Linked DNA regions of Homo sapiens: region 2 is linked to region 1. Evidence: read pairs that join two places in POLR2A ChIA-PET (ENCODE). Cell type or tissue: GM12878. All regions are shown on one strand. Each heading gives the region's core, and the rest is flanking DNA. Links, peaks and the distances in the headings are about the cores only. Region 1 overlaps EPS8 (EGFR pathway substrate 8, signaling adaptor). Region 2 overlaps EPS8 (EGFR pathway substrate 8, signaling adaptor).

Region 1 (8,343 bases), core at 23-8,022:
ATCTAAATGTTTTCTTCTCCAATTGCCGTTAAAATTTGTTGAAATCACCTTATTGAACAGATTTTTTTTAAACCCCTTGGAGTACTAGTGGGTGTTATTTTGTTGAATGAATGTTTTACCCAAACTTATATGCATATTAGATTGTTTAAAAGCTCAATTAAAAAGTGAAAAATAGACACTGAAAATTTTTTGAGTGATTTCACATGTGTTCATGAAACAATATATCTATTACAAATCATTGAATATTTTAAAAGTAATGTCATGTATTCATTTTCTTATTTTATCTCCTCAGTAGACTGAGATCAGTGTGTAGGGGTGAAGCAAGGAGTCCTACTCTGTTTGACTAAGGTAAAAATTAAGAATCAGTGAGAAATGGAATTTGCAAAAGTGCCTGCCAGATAATGTTAGAACTGGACCAGAAAATAGGAGTTGGTATAAAACTAGACCAGCGAGCTTTTTTTTCCTTCAAGATGCAGTTCAGTTTATTGCTTTTGTAAATTAGAGATTGTGTTTCTTGATCTTTATTAAAGTAGAATACAATGTTAACCTACTTCAAATTTTAAAAAATATACACACATGTATATGTATGTGTGTGTGTATATACACACAGGATTTTAAGGACAGTTTTTTGTGTGTGTGTGTGCATGCGCACGCATGCCAAGGAAATTGTTAATCTTCTAGTACATCCCCATAACAGAGGCAGCTACAATAAGATCTAGTCTTTGCCTTACAGACCAGGTGGCTTTACCTGATAGGCTCACAGACATTCAGTAGTTCATTTGTTCCTCAGATTTCTCTAATTATTGTGATAAAGTTGATATTAAATTTACCAACTTAACCATCTTTAAATGTATAGTTTATTGTCATTAAGTGTATTCACATTGTTGTGCAGCCATCATGACCATCCATCTCTAGGAGTTTTTCATCTTCCTGAATGGAATCTCTGTGCCCCAAAACAATAACTACCCATTCTCCACCTTCCACAGCCCCTGGCAGCCACCATTATGCTTTCTGTGTCTTTGAATTTGACTATTCCAAGTTCTTCATTTAAGGAGAATCATAGAGTATTTGTCCTTTTGTGACTGGCTTATTTTACTTAGTGTAATGGCTTCAGGGTTCATCCATGTTGTAGTATGTATGAGAGATGTCTGTTTCCTTTTAAAGGATAAATAATTCCCTTATGTAGATGTATGATATTTTACTTATTCATCTGTGAATGGACAACACTTGGGTTGCATCTACCTTTTGGCTCTCGTGAATAATGTTGATATGAGCATGGGTGTACAAATATCTAGTCTCTACTTTCAGTTCTTTTGGGTATACACCCAGAAGAAGAACTGCTGGATCATATAGTAATTCTATGCTTGATTTTTTTGAGGAGCTGCCATACTGTTTTCCACAATGACTACACCATTAAAGGGATATTTTAAATGAACGAACAAAAAAACCCAGCAGGAAAACCCTCTATTCTTACAGTCTTTGGAATTTTACAATGAACTTTCTAAAATAGGATGAAGATAGCTTCATTGGATTTCTTGTGTAACTAATAATTCTAGGAAGTGTGGTCTCTGTCCTTAGAGGTAAGTGGTGGGCAGATTTAAAATTAATATATCGGTTTCTCTTTGGATAATTACGGAGTTTGGAGACATTAGGGGAATAACAAAGGTGAGTCTAAGTTTTTCCAAAAAAAAAAAAAAAAAAAAAAACAAATACATAGAGCAGAATACAGGTGGGAAGATTCCTATAGAAATGAAAGAGACAGATACAATTATCTCAAATAATCAACTTTGCTTCCTGAAAGTGTCAACTTCGTTCTCTGATCTAGTCTGCCTTCCAGAATGCCTGCATAGTTATTTTCTTAAACATTAGTAATATGATTGTTACTCCTTACCATCTCCTAAAAGATTAAGTCCAAATTCCTTTATATGCTCTACAAGGCCCCTCACAATCTGGCATCAAGCTTTTCTTCATCACATCTTCTTTTCATATATTCTGTATTGCAGCCACACTGAATATCTCACTATTCCCTGAAATTCATGTCCTTCCATATCCTTTGTATATGTCTGGAATGTTCTCTAATTACCTGTACCTGTACCAACTGGTGCACTCCTCACTGTCTTTCAAGACCTGATGTTACTGTCTCTTCCTATATGAAACCTACAAGCAGCTTCCATAGGTAGACACTTTCCTAGTACATTGTTCATACAGTAATAACATTTACTAAAATGCATTGTAATTATCTGTTTGTATATCTATCCATCTTGCTGAACTGAATGTTCCCAGAGGAGAGAAAGTATGTTTATTATATGTCATCATGCAAAGCACAATACCTTGTAGGCATAAATGTCCAAAAAATACCAAATGAACTTATTTTTCTTTATTTATTTTTATTTTTATTTATTTTTTGAGACGGAGTCTCGCTCCATCACCAGGCTGGAGTGCAGTGGCGTGATCTTGGCTCACTGCAACTTCCACCTCTTGGGTTCAAGCGATTCTTGTGGCTCAGCCTCCCGAGTAGCTGGGACTACAGGCACACGCCACTGCACCCAGCTAATTTTTGTATTTTTAGTGGAGATGGGGTTTCACTATGTTGGCCAGGATGGTCTCAATCTCCTGACCTTGTGATCCACCCACCTCGGCCTCCCAAAGTGCTGGGATTAAAGGCCTGAGCCACCGCGCCCAGCCTCGAATGAACTTATTATGTGGTTTTGCTCACTCTATTGAATGTTTACCTTTAATAACCATTACGTGCATAAGCTAGAATTCCTTTCATAATTTCACTATTATTAATATACTGGATATATATGTATTGGATATAGGTAAAATATTAAGCATGCAATTTTTTTCTTCATATTTATATATTGTATTGGATATGTGTTTTGGATATAGGTAAAAATATTAGGCATGCAATTTTTTTCTTCATATTTAATATACTGGATATATGTTTTAGAGATAGGTAAAAACATTAAGCATGCATTTTTTTTCTTCAGTAGTTTGCTGCTGCTCTATGAAGATTTCCAGACACTGATCTCATAGACATTCATACATTACCCCAGAGTCCTCTTATCCTAGGAGAAAGTATCTCATAATCCACACTTAAATGTTAATGACATAATACATTATTACTCCCAGAAGTGTTTGTAGTTTAAAAGTGCTTCCTATGGATGAAAATGCTTAACTCAAAAGAATGAATTAATTTCCAGTGCTAGAATTTTATTCACCTTGTCGCCTGTGTAAACGATAGATTTTAAGGAAATAGGATGATACTCTCTCAACCCTAAAATCACACTGGACAGGCAGGCTTCCAAGAGCACCTCTGAATCTTTAGCATCTCCAGAGTGGTGTTAACAGGGGGAATATATTCTGTTTCCTTAGGCTGCTGCTCTAAGCACTTTGCCCTTTTGGAATAAATTTGTTCTTCTTATACTGCCTCCTAATAATCTGCACGGCAGAGAAATGTGGTTTATCTCATGGTGCTTAGCCTGACTCACAAACTACTTAAGAATTTCTTTTTCACATGTGTAGTCATTTAATATTTAAACTAGTTTCCATGAACCAGTTATAAATATGAGTGAATACTTATTAGCTGACTTGACATCTAAAAGGATGTCTTTCTACTGAAAGCAAAATATTGTAAGAGTCAGATGTTTGAACTCTTTTTAGTCTAGATTACTCAAGAGGAAACAAACAGCAAGATCCCATTTAATTGCTTGTTATTTTGAAGAAGGAAATGTTATGTTATTTTTCTTCCCCTAAGGGCCGTGTCCAGGGCAGTATCATTTTGGTGTTTTTATAGGTCTGTGAGATATTTCCAATGTTTCGAAACTAAAAAACAAGTGAGATTGACATAAATGTATCTGGACAGTGTAATGTTTCAAAGCTTATCCAAGTAGTTGTTCTTTCAGATTGAAGACTTGGTATTATTTGTACTAAAGTCCTATTGATATAATTAGTTACATTAAAAATTTTAAACTAATGGATGAGAAGGACATACCTGAATCCAGGCATGGATTATGTAGATGTGAAATGTTAATACATATCTGTATATGTGTAATTGTGTGTGTGTGTATGCTTAAGTGTGTTTAAGTTACTATCAAGTATTCTAAAGGGGGATGAGTCACACATACAGACATAGCATAGAAACTGAGTTTGGGCTTTTGTGTTGGTCTGCCTGTGTCTGAGGCTTTACCATGTACTAACTGTGATACTGAGCAAGGCACTTCTGTGCCCCAGTTTCCTCATCTGTAAACTAGAGATAAAAGTAGTACCTGCCTTTTAGAGTTATGCTTATCAATTGAATTAATGCATGCAAAGAACTTACAACAACGTTTGACACATATATGGATTTAATAAGTGTTATTGTTTTTGTAAATTATTATTAAATATTGGTGACACAGTTGATTCAGAGAGAGAAAAGAATTACCTTTTAAAAAAGTGACTATTTTGAAGCCAAAGATATTAGTTAATTTAGCAGATTGAAGTCATAAGGTTGTTTATCATTAAGAGACTATGGTATAAAGATGGACACAGGTAGGTAGTAGTTTATTCTTTATAATATACCTTACATTACCAATTTTTGACTATTTTTAAAGTCTCCTTTCTCCTGACCGTATGTTTATGAAAATGTTCTTTACTTTGAAACCTGGCTGGGTTTAGAAAATATATGTCCTTTGTCTATTTTGTGATAGACTTCAATTTTGTCTAATCAGTGTTTGAAAGAAATGGCACTTGTATGGACTTCCTTCCAAGAAAAACATTGGGTGTTTCAGGAAGTGGTCTTGGTGAGTCAGAGCATAGTACTTTTTCCTCTGAGTCAGTTTTGAACCTCCTTGATATAAATAGGCATGCTTTTACCAAAAGTTCTGCTTTTCACATGTTAAAATCATCATTGATACATGGCTACACTAAGAGCAGTGCCTTCATTGGTTTTTCTGCTCAGTTGGCATTGAGGCTCTTTTATCTAATTGTGACTGTAGAAATTCTGTGGAATAAATTTCTTTTTAAATTTTCAATTTAATTCTATACTTCTAAATTAGTTTCTGTTTTCACACCAATTTTGCTTCAGAAAGGAGTGGAGTCAGGTGACCAGTTATGTAAATTTTAGAGGAATTTATATTGGTGATAATATACACTTTAATCATTAGAATTCTATGACTTCTCTTTTAGCCCACACATATAACTCTTTATAGCACAATTTCAGTTCAGGGATTATTTTGCAAAAGACTGTACTAGTTTGCCACACCTCAGAATTGTTTAGAAGATAGAAAAGAATACGTTAGAGTGGTTCTTCATAACCACATTAAAAAACATTAAACATGATAAATAATTGCCAATTGACTAGATATTGTTAACGTTGAGTTGGTTAGGGAAGAGTTTCTTTTTTTGTTGTTGTTGTTTTTGAGATGGAGTCTCATTCTGTCCCCCAGGCTGCAGTGCAGAGGCATGATCTCAGCTCACTGCAACTTCCGCCTCCTGTGTTCAAACAATTCTTGTGCCTCAGCCTCCAGAGTAGCTACGACTACACGTTGTGTAGCACCACGTCCGGCTAATGTTTGTGTTTTTAGTAGAGATGGGGTTTCACCATGTTGGCCAGGCTGGTCTTGAACTCCTGACCTCATGATCTGCCCACTTTAGCCTCCCAAAGTGCTGGCATTACAGGCGTGAGCCACCGCACCTGGCCTAAGGGAAGACTTTTAAAAAGGGGTGGGAATTGAGGAATTGAGAAATTGCTAGATGGGAAGTATAAAGTAGTGGAAAGGGCATTTAGGGTAAGAATAGACACTTAAAGTTGGGTCAGTCAAGATATGCTCAGGACAGTGGTGGGAATGAGGGTTTATATGTAGGAGTATTTGAGAGAATATGGATTACTGGAAAAATTATGTAAGCCAAAATTATGGTCGAGCCTCGAATGGTACACTAAAGTTGTATGTGTGACTACATAGTTGGTAACATTGTTTAATTGTCATATATTTCTCTTGAGTTGTAATTGGTTGAATACAACTGGTTTTTAGTGAATTTCATTTTATAACTAGTATTTAAAGAAAACTTCTCTATTTCTCTTAAATATATGATCCTGCAGGAAAATAAAGGAACTGAGAGATATAGATGTCAAATGATCTGTGTGTGCTTTTGCATATAATCCTCATAACAATCATTCTCATTTTACAGGTGAGTAAACCGAAGCTGAGATAGGATAATGACTTGTCTAAGGTCACAGAGAGATGTTAGTCAGGATTTACACTTAGGGCTGCTCATCTTCATACTATTTTCTTTTCACTATGGCAAAATACCACAATAAAAGCTCTGGGACATACTCAGTAAGTTTTTATTATTTCCAATAGCTGTGAAAAAGCAACTCAAAGGTATTTTTCTTCTGAACAGAAGTATTATTTTCTTTTAGGAATAGGTCTTTGGACTCTAGGAAACTGCCTTGTGGGTAAGCTTGCTCTCCTCCTCTTGGGGAGCAGTTTTCTGTAAGGTTTGCAGGGGCAGTCACATCGGTGGAGGGATCATTTGTAGGTTGTGGTGAGCCATGCTGTGGATCATCTGTCCTTTGCCCATTTATATTAGTAGATTGATGGTCATTTACATTTTTTCAAATCTGAAGCATCTGGGCCTTGATTAGTTGGAATCTTTGATTTTCATTCTTGACATATACAACAATTACAAGAATATGCTACATTGTTTTATTCTATTTCCTTCATAATGGGGAAGCAGTCATGTGGCTCTTGGCAAAACTGACCTTGCCTGAGGTTTCAACAGAGGCAGTTGAGATTAAACACCATTCTTGTAAACACTGAATCTCCTATCTCCTAAATTTCAAACTGGCATCCTGGAAAAATTTCTTTGTTAGGATCTGGAATTGAACAGCTCAGTTCTTAGGAGGGCAGGGAAAGTCATCATGTTTTCCCCAGCTAAATAGTTTGAATGTGCTACTATGTGCCGGTACGTGCTATTCCTGGGGCTTCTTAGCAGCTAAATTTTTTTTTTTTTTTTAAAGAGGATGAAGATTTATTTTTCCACTCCATTTGAGGAAAATAAGGAAGTTGGCTGGCAATAAGAGAGGTCAAGATGGAGAGGCTGGAGGAGAGAGATGTCTGTTTACTGTGTGGATGAGGTTAACTTAAAGAGCGGGGGTTGGGGAGTCTAGTTGACACTGCTTGTTCTTTTCCTTGAGTAGTTCTCGTTAGAAGCTAGAGCTGCTGAATTTTTTCTGTTTTAACTTACTTGGTTAAAATATTTATTAGTAAGATTTTAAAATTACTTTTAGAACATTGTTTTATTCTGTCTTTTCTTATAAGAAGATTTGAGATAAACATCTCCATTTGGCCAAGTAATAAAATATTCACAGGCATAATTTTTTATAAAATATTTTAGAAAATTGTAGAGTTTTTCCATTTTTCCTTTATTAAACAGTTTCAGAAAGCCTTTTAAAATACATATTTCTTTCATAATCATTCATATGTCCCCATGCTTTGTAAAACATATGTTGCCTCAAAGTTGGATATAAGAGTGTCAATTCTAGTTTTATTGATAGCTTTTATACAACTGGAAATATGTTCCCATAGAGAAATTTCTGTAATAGACATGAACTTCATGGAACAAAGTCAAGGTGATGCCATGCTCTTTTGGAATTTGGTGATTCTTTTGTCACTTTAGTGTCCATTGTCTTTATTCTGGTACTATCTTGGCCTTTATATTGATCCTATTTCTAATAATCCTGATCATCTACTGCTTGGACTCCCTAAACTTTCAGAATCCAGTTCCCTTTTTTTCTTACTTATCAGTAAAGCTAGATTATCAGTTCTTTTTTATACAGATGTAGGACTATCATCTGTAATTTTTGGCAAAAGAAGAAAAAAATCCATGTAGTTCTTTTTAGAGGTCATGTGAGCATGTGATTTTTGGGTAAAAAACTCTAGCCATTATTTTCCTCTATGTGGCAAAGTGGTTGAATTTTATCCCACATCTACTATTAATTACCTCTTTGACAGTGAACATGTTATTAAACTCTGTACCTAGCTTATTCATCTGTAAAGTGGGAATGGTAATTGTTCCTACTTCATGAGGCAGTTGTGACAATTAAAAGAAAATGACACATGTAAAGCAGTGCCTGCTATGCCGTGTTTTCTAGATGTGAGCCATTGCCGCTGCTGCTGCTGTTCTGCCTCTTCCTCTTCCTGCTGTCACTGCTATTGGCAGTTTGTAATAGTTTAGTTTTCCTTCATGCCCTGATTTTGTACCACCATTTGGCTTAGAATGGGGGACAGCAGTTATGCCATGTAAGTGATATCCAGTTTATTTAATCAAGAGCTGGAGTTAATTTGGGGGGTTATTTAGACA
Region 2 (8,343 bases), core at 93-8,092, 68 kb before region 1:
CTTTAACACATAATTTGGTCCTGTGCATATGTTTAATACCAGGGTATCCCCATTCATTTCCTCCTTCTTCTGAGGATGATTGAAATTTTGTGGCTTCATGATTGCCTTCTAATTTTCAACTTGACTTAAACCAGAGCATAGTAAAAGAACCATTAATAATCACAATTAATAACATTAGAATGTAATTTTAATAATTCAGGCCTCTATTGCAAAATGTATTATGGAGTCAGTTTAAAATGTGATTCTTCTCTCTCTTATATGTACCTATGTCCAAGTGTGTATATAGTAAGCTCTTGGAGTTCAGGTGTGTCTTGGTGAGGTATTCTGCATATATGGAACATAGTCTCTTAACATCCTTTTGCTGCTGCCTTATTTCTGTCTTGTTTCCACCTAAGATTCTTGAAGAGAAGCTTAATGTCTATGGTTTCCTCTTCACTTCTCCTACATCAGCGAGCCCACTGTGGTCTGATGCTGAGCTTATGTCTGTAGGTCATCTGCCATCTTCTAAAAGCTAAACCAAAAGGAAAATGTTTAGTTTTTACTTGATTTTGCTGTAGCATTTACCTGTAAACTCTTTGAGGACATAAACTGTGTCTCGTTCACTATGAATTTTTACCATTTAGGGTTTCTGGTACTTTGTAGACCCGTCTATTTGCTGAATGAATGTATGTTTGTAATGATTTTTGCCTTCTTTTAAATAAAAAGAATATTCTCTTCCTTTGGCTCCTGTGGTGGTGCTGTTCTTTCCTGGTTAACATCTACCTCTGCTTTGTTACCCATCTACACTTAGATGTTGATTCAGAAGCTCTGCTACTTGGGATGGAATAGGTATCCAAAATTCTTCCTAAGTGAAACTCTCAAGTAAGTTCTAGCACCATCTGTTGGCAGCAGTGAGAGCCAATGCTTTATTTATTTATTTATTTATTTTGTGCCTCAGTTCATGGTTTTGTGTATTCTCAGAACACTCACAAGTTGAAAAGTTTCTGGATTTTCTGGAATTATTTTCTTAGCCTTCATCTCATTTCATGTTACAGCCTAAGTTTCATTCTCTTTCTAGGGAACCTCAGTGTTTCGTTTAGAACAGTTACTCTCAGTTCTTCAGGTGATGCCTTTCTTGGGAACTCTAACTCTATTTATGACTGAAGCTGAATATCACACAGGCCCCTCAGACTTCACATTTCCCAAAATTAATTTCTTGCTTTTACTCTGGCCCCCTCATCTCTTTCTGTCTCTCTACTTGGAGTGACTTTTATCCAAATGACAACCTTAGAAATCTGAATTTTTCCTGGACTCTTTTTCTTACCCACCTTTCTGCCCCACCTATATGTCAACAGTCATTAAATCTTTTTGAGTCAGCAAATGGCTGATAGAGCACTCTCCTCTTCCGTCTCTCACTGCTAATCATGTTAACTACCTTGCTTAAAACTCTTCAGTGGTTCCCCATATGCTCATTAGGGTGGTACAAATGAAGACTACGGGCGCCCGCCACTATGCCCTGCTAATTTTTTGTATTTTTAGTAGAGACGGGGTTTCACCGCATTAGCCAGGATGGTCTCGATCTCCTGACCTCGTGATCCACCCACCTCGGCCTCCCAAAGTGCTGTGATTACAGGCATGAGCCACCGCCCCCGGCCTTCCCCTTTCTTTTGTATTGAAATTAGCTCTCAATACTGCCACAAAGAATTCTTTGTAATGAGTTAGCCACAAAAATAGTTCAGTTCTAGGAAGAATTTCTTTTCTTTTTCTTTTCTTTTTTTTTTTAAGAGACAGTCTTGTTCTGTTACCCAGGCTGGAGTGCAGTGCAATCCTACGGAGAATTTCTAGCCCATTAGAAGAACACATCCATGACCCCCCTTCTCCTTTACCTGCCATATGCAACTGATTGCCAGATTTTGCTGCTTTCACATTAAAGTTAACCCTCGCCTTTGCCCCTTCTGTTCAGTTTTTCACTGTTTCAAGGCTATATGACCATTTTCTTAAGCTATTCCCTCCTGAATGTCTCTGTATCTGCCTCTGTCCTACTTCAATTCATGTTAATTACTACTTTCAGATCAGTCTTGCTAAAGCTGAGTTCAGATGATGTCAGTCCATTGCTTTAAAAACTGCTAACAAAGGTTTCCTTTTCAGGCTTTTCACAACCTGGTGACTTTCTTTAATTTTAGCCTCACTACCCGCTTTCCTATAAATTACTCATTAGCCAAAGTGAGGTACTATACACTTTCATCTGTATACTTCAGTTTTCCCAGTCTGTGCTTCAGTGTCCCTCTTGTCTATATTTGGAATAACTTTTTAATTTATCTCTATATACAAATCGAATCCATCAGTTAAGGTCTACTTTATCTGCCATTGTAGAATAATCTACCTTCTTTGGTACCTCTCCCACTTAATATTTTTTTTCTCAGGATCGCCTAGGCACTTATTTTCTTTCGTGAACTGTAATTTATATACATGTGTGTTACCTGATACCAGGTATCAAGCTCCTCTAAGGTAGGCTCCATATCTGATTTTTACTTTTGGACAGGCCTTAAAGCCTGGAGTGGTGCTTTTGTGTGATAGACGCTCAATGTGTATTGGTTAAATGATGAAATAAATGAATTTTTTCTTGCATCTTTCATCATGAGATTTGTGCCAGTAACATCCCAACTCTCAATATGAAAAGGAAAAAAATACTGACCACAGTTTTTACTGAGCCTAAATTGAAATATTCTGAAAAAGCTTAATCATGGTGACAATCAGAATGTACTCTGTTATTTAGGATAAACCCTTCTGGCAAACATGCCTGTTTTTCAGGTTCCCATTCTTTTAAATGTGGGCTATGATTATGCTCTTTAACATCTCACAGATTTAATAAGTAAACCATTGTTTTAAAGTATTATAACTTTTTCCACAAAAAACTGAGCTCTTAGAATAAAAAGCCAACAAAGATGATATTTTTTCAGTCTGACTCTTTTCTATCCTTTCCCCTCATTAGAGCACAATTTTCAAGATTTTTGTATTATGAGTAAGACAGTGAGAGCTTTTTGATATTTCATGAACTAAACCCAAAAGGGCCTACAAAAACACGCTTTAGCACATTGTTTTTACCAAATCCTACTGTAATTATAAATATTTTTAATAGTATGAATAATGTTATTTTTTCCCTTCCTTTCTTTTTCCCTTTCCCTTCTTCTTCTTTTTTTTTTTTTTTTGAGACAGGGTCTCGCTCTGTCATGCAGGCTGGAGTGCAGTGGTGTGATCATAGCTCACTGCAGCCTCGAGCTCCTAGGCTCAAGTGATCCTTAAGTCATGGGTGGGTGGATCACTTGAGTCCAGGAGTTTGAGACCAATGTGGGCAACATGACAAAACCCTATCTCTACAAAAAATACAGAAATTAGCCATGGTGGCATGTGCCTGTAGTCCCAGCTACTTGAGAGGCTGATATGAGAGGATTACTTGAGCCTGGGAGTTTGAGGCTGCAATGAGCCAAGATCATGCCACTACACTGCAGCATGGGTGAAAGAGCGAGACCCTAGTCTCAAAAAAGAAAAAAAAAAACCTAATTAAAAAAACATGAAAATTACAAATAATTGTGGCACTGGAACTATTTTGGGTATTATTCAACTGCTAAGAATAAAATCAGCATAACTGCAGAATACATCTGAGAAATAATAAAACATGACTTTGGTCAGAAAGTTCAGGAAATTTTTGTACTGTGTCCAATTTATTTTGCTCTGTGATCAGATTCTCGTGAATGCTAGTGTTAGACAAAAGACTGAAAATAGAGTTACTATATAGAGATGTTCATTGTTTGGGGAGAAATTCAATAGAGTCTTGAATATTCTCGTGATGTGCAGAATAATTATATAGAGATTATTTTAAATCATAAATACATCTTATATCTTAACATCTTAAATGTTTTGCTTTCCAGATATACTCAAGATATTTCTGTGAAAATGTTTTTTCTTAATATTTGCCAACAAGAGCGTCTTATATTTGTGTAATTTTTCCAAAGTTGAGTAATAACTGTAATGCTAGTTTGCTTATTTTTCATAAAACTCTGAGTGATTTTCTTTAATATATCCTTGAAAATGCATTTTTCATTTATTTTTTCTTATTCTTGTTGTATGTATATATCAAGTGTGGCATTTATTTTGAGAGTCTTGATAAAATTGGCAAAAGTAGAGTTACAATTTTATGTTAATAATGAAAGAATGACATATAATATTTGCCTGATTGTATCTCTTATTTTTTGTGTGCTTTTTGTTAAGCATATGTCAATTTATTTTGCCAACATTATTCTATAGACAGAGAACTCCTGTTTTTTTCTTTCAGGTTAGTTCATGTGATCCTGGTTAATGGAACATAAAGTGAGATTTTATGGGTGACAGGGAGAGAGATGAGGCTTGACTTGGGGGCATATGGGAAAAGAAGGGGGCTGTCTGTTCACAAAGATTTAAATATCTGATAAGAACTGTTTGCCAGCGCAATTATGAATAAGTGTATTTGTGCCTAATTTTTATTTTTTAAAAGCTCAGGTGATTATAATTTCATCTGTAAAATGTTGAAAGTATAGTCTGATTAAAATAATATATAAGAAATGGTTTTGGTTCTTTTTGAATCAAAAGGTGTGTAAACCTGGAGAATCTGCAGAGTGCCAGACCTCTGCTTTTGTCTTTTCTTAGTATTGTATCATGTTTTCCTTGATATTAATCTTAAGATGACTTCATATATGTCAATATTGTTTAATGTTAGCCATCCACCTATTTGGGATAGGAAAAAAAGTTTTTCCCTGTGTAGATTTGTGTGGATTGCCGAATCACTACTATGTTGGAGGGAGATTATTTTGCTTGAGAGTAATATTGAAAAAGCTCCTATTTTCTCCCTTCAAAAAAACTGGCTTCTGAAAATTCCGTGACTTAATGTATCAAGAACCCAACTCCTCAAGTGATGTTCTTATTAATTAATATTTAGTAAATACTACACACCCAACTTAGGGTAATTTGTTGGGGAACTTATCTCACTACCTCTGCTCTTAAAATTCTTTTTTTTTTTTTTTTTTTTTTTTTTGAGATGGAGTCTCTTGCAGGCTAGAGTGCAGTGGCGTAATCTCAGCTCACTGCAACCTCTGCCTCTTGGTTTCAAGTGACTCTCCTGCCTCAGCCTCTCGAGTAGCTGGGATTACAGGTGCCCGCCACCACGCCCGGCTAATTTTTGTATTTTTAGTAGAGAAAGGGTTTCACCATATCGGCCAGGCTGGTCTTGAACTCCTGACCTCGTGATCCACCCGCCTTGGCCTCCCAAAGTGCTGGGATTACAAACGTGAGCCACCGTGCCCAGCCTTAAAATTCTTAAATCTCATTTCCCTCCTTTTATTATTATTCAATAGTTAACTGTATAAGCCAGAACAGTTTTTTTAAAAATTGGATATCTCCCAGATTTCTTCCAACTCTAATATTCTGTAAGTCTTTGGTTTTTACTTAGGTTAATTCTTAACTGCAATGGAAGAAAAGCATAATTCCAGTTTCTAAGGTAATACTTAACATTTCTTTACATTATTCTAAATTGAATGGAAAACTTTATTTGTAAAATAACAACCAAAAATATCTATTTTATTCTCTGGGGAAAGACAACTTTGTAATATATTTTTCCACTTGAAATGTTTTTGCTTTGCAAAATCCTGTTGGGAAAACAGATTTCCAGACAGCTTAAAACTGACAAATGAGTATTTTGACAGGTATTCCTGGAAGGAGAGCTGTTGCCACCAACCATTTCAATTTCCTTATTCTAACAACCATGTTTAGCAGAGAAGAAGACATATCTCAGTTTGAAACAAATATTTAGTGTTGAGAGAGGTGGGTGAATATAAGCCTTTTTTAATGTATTGGAAAAATAGGGCATTTAGTTCACTGTTTTGGAAAATAGAGTAACAATGAGGATAATAAAGTACTTCTTTATGGCCTAAGACTGACCTGATACTGTCAACTTCCTGTGTTCCATTCAGTAGGGTGTTCCTAGAGGAGGGTTTCATTTTATGCCACTGTGTCATTTAACGGCTTTTTTCTGTGTGCAACCTGTTGTGGCTTTAGAATAGAAAGCGTCAAGATAAAACATTTCATAGCAGAAACATTTTTCTGCATAAAATTCCACTGGTGAACAGTAGTTACTAGACCTTAGTAGAACTAGTCTGCTTCTGTAGAAATAATTTGTGAAAATGGTAGGGATGAACTCTGTTGTTCTGTCCATATTTAATTTACCTTCCAATTTGTAAACTTCTTATTAACATTGATATATTTTGAACAATATTATTTAGATTTCCTTCACCATACAGTTATTTTTTGAGTAGAATATTAGAAGTAGTCATGCAATCTCTTGTTCTTAGGTGCTATTTGCCAGGCCCACACACATTGTTAGTTGCTGTCATTATTTGTCTCCATCATCATTCTCACCACCACCATCATCATTGTCATCATATATATATATTTAAACATCAGAGATGGCTATTTGACTGGCTTGTGGAATTTGTGAAAAGCATAAATCTGAGAATCTTAAAATGTGAGACCTGCTGTTTAAAGATAGAGCAAATGTAGTTATGGATACTTATAGAATTTAGACTAATTCCTTTTGGTAGTAATGACTGAGTGATTTTGGCTTATTTCAAAGAATCGAGTTAGACATATGTTTGAATGACCCCATAGAGTCTTACTTTATATGCTTAAGCCTGGATGAAAATCAATTTCATTTAGCTTTAACTCGGATAAGGGTTTCATGGTCATTATTATATTCTTTTTTTCTTAAAACTTTCCTTTTTTTTTTTTTTGGAGACAGAGTTTCACTCTTGTTGCCCAGGCTGGAGTGCAATGGCACGATCTCTGCTCACTGCAACCTCTGCCTCCTGGGTTCAGGCAATTCTCCTGCCTCAGCCTCCCAAGTAGCTGGGATTACAGGAGCCCCACATTAGCTCCCAATGTCCAGCTAATATTTTGTATTTTTTTTTTTTTTTGAGATGGAGTCTCGCTCTGTCACCAGGCTGGAGTGCAGTGGCGCAATCTCGGCTCGGCTCACTGCAACCTTCGCCTCCTGGGTTCAAGTGATTCTCCTGCCTTAGCCTCCCAAGTAGCTGGGACTACAGGTGCCCACCACCAGGCCCAGCTATTTTTTATTTGTATTTTTTTGTATTTTTTAGTAGAGACGGGGTTTCACCATGTTGGCCAGGATGGTCTGAAACTCCTGACCTCAGGTGATCCACCCGCCTCGACCTCCCAGAGTGCTGGGATTACAGGTGTGAGCCACTGCGCCAGGCCAAAACTTCCTTTCTTTCTTTCTTTTTTTAAACACTAAAACAAACTGCTGAAGAGTATTTTTTTTCTCTGTTAAAACTTTTAGGCCGGTTGCAGGTGGCTCACGCCTATAATCCCAGCACTTTGGGAGGCCGAGGCAGGCGGATCATCAGGTCAGGAGTTTGAGACCAGCCTGACCAACATGGTGAAACCCTGTCTCTACTAAAAATACAAAAACATTAGCTGGGTATGGTGGCACGCGCCTGTAATCCCAGCTACTCAGGAGGCTGAGGCAGGAGAATCGCTTGAACCTGGGAGGCAGAGGTTGCAGTGAGCCGAGATTGCGCCACTGTACTCCAGCCTGGGCGACAGAGCAAGACTCCGTCTCAAAAAAAAAAAAAACCAAAAAAAAAAAACCACTTTTCTCCAAAAGTAGATATGTGTCAAAAACCAAAATACTGTTGCCTTTTACAAGACTTTTGTAATTCCTTTAACTCCCTGCAGACATTTTGAAAATCACTTCTTTGTAACACTAATTTACTACAGTTTACTTTTCTGAAGAAATCTCTCTCCAGTTTCTGTTGGCCATTTTTTATTTAGTTCTTCTCTACCCCCAATAATTTCAGTATCTCATTTTCTTTTAATAATTAAAACAATTTTTTTTTCTTACTGAAAGCTACTGAAGGGTACAGTTTCTTGATCCTTTCTTCTCTCTTTCTGGGTGCATCTGTTATTGTTTTTTTCCTGTATTTATTTATTTTTGCCCTCAGCAAGGGACTATTTTTCAAACTCTTTAACATCTGATTGCTGTAAGATCTGTTGGAGTAGCATGTAAAAGTCACCAGTTGATATGGGTAGAAATACAAGTATGGAATTGTGCACCCATGACCCTTGGTAGTATTTATACATGAGACTTTTACTTGTAGTCTACAGTTTATTGTATTCAAATAACTTATAAAGTGAAGGAATCACTACTAGGCATCACTTTTTGGGATAAAGGCTTATTTTGTTTCATTTAGGTACTTTTTTCAGGTTCTTTTGTTAAAGTCTGCCTGGTGTGAGTTTTGATTTGCAAACTGAAAAAGC

Evidence for each region. Peaks named below come from ENCODE experiments on the same cell type or tissue, not always from the same donor. Only the 100,000 strongest peaks of a DNase experiment are listed, where the experiment ranks them.
Region 2: POLR2A ChIA-PET joins it to region 1 with 10 read pairs; 4 of 35 experiments call an interaction of 5 or more read pairs at or near these places.

What each region holds. Positions count from the first base shown.
Region 1 is chr12:15,697,211-15,705,553 of GRCh38, reverse strand. The region is part of intron 1 of EPS8 (EGFR pathway substrate 8, signaling adaptor); the gene reads left to right. Among named protein-coding and RNA genes, the nearest start is that of EPS8, 88 kb to the left of the region's middle. In GM12878, for the core only: no CTCF peak of the experiment used is centred there; DNase peaks (open chromatin) are centred at 4,175 and 4,833.
Region 2 is chr12:15,765,134-15,773,476 of GRCh38, reverse strand. All of the region lies in intron 1 of EPS8 (EGFR pathway substrate 8, signaling adaptor), which reads left to right. Among named protein-coding and RNA genes, the nearest start is that of EPS8, 20 kb to the left of the region's middle. In GM12878, for the core only: a CTCF peak has its summit at 883 (motif pointing left); DNase peaks (open chromatin) are centred at 1,396 and 1,986.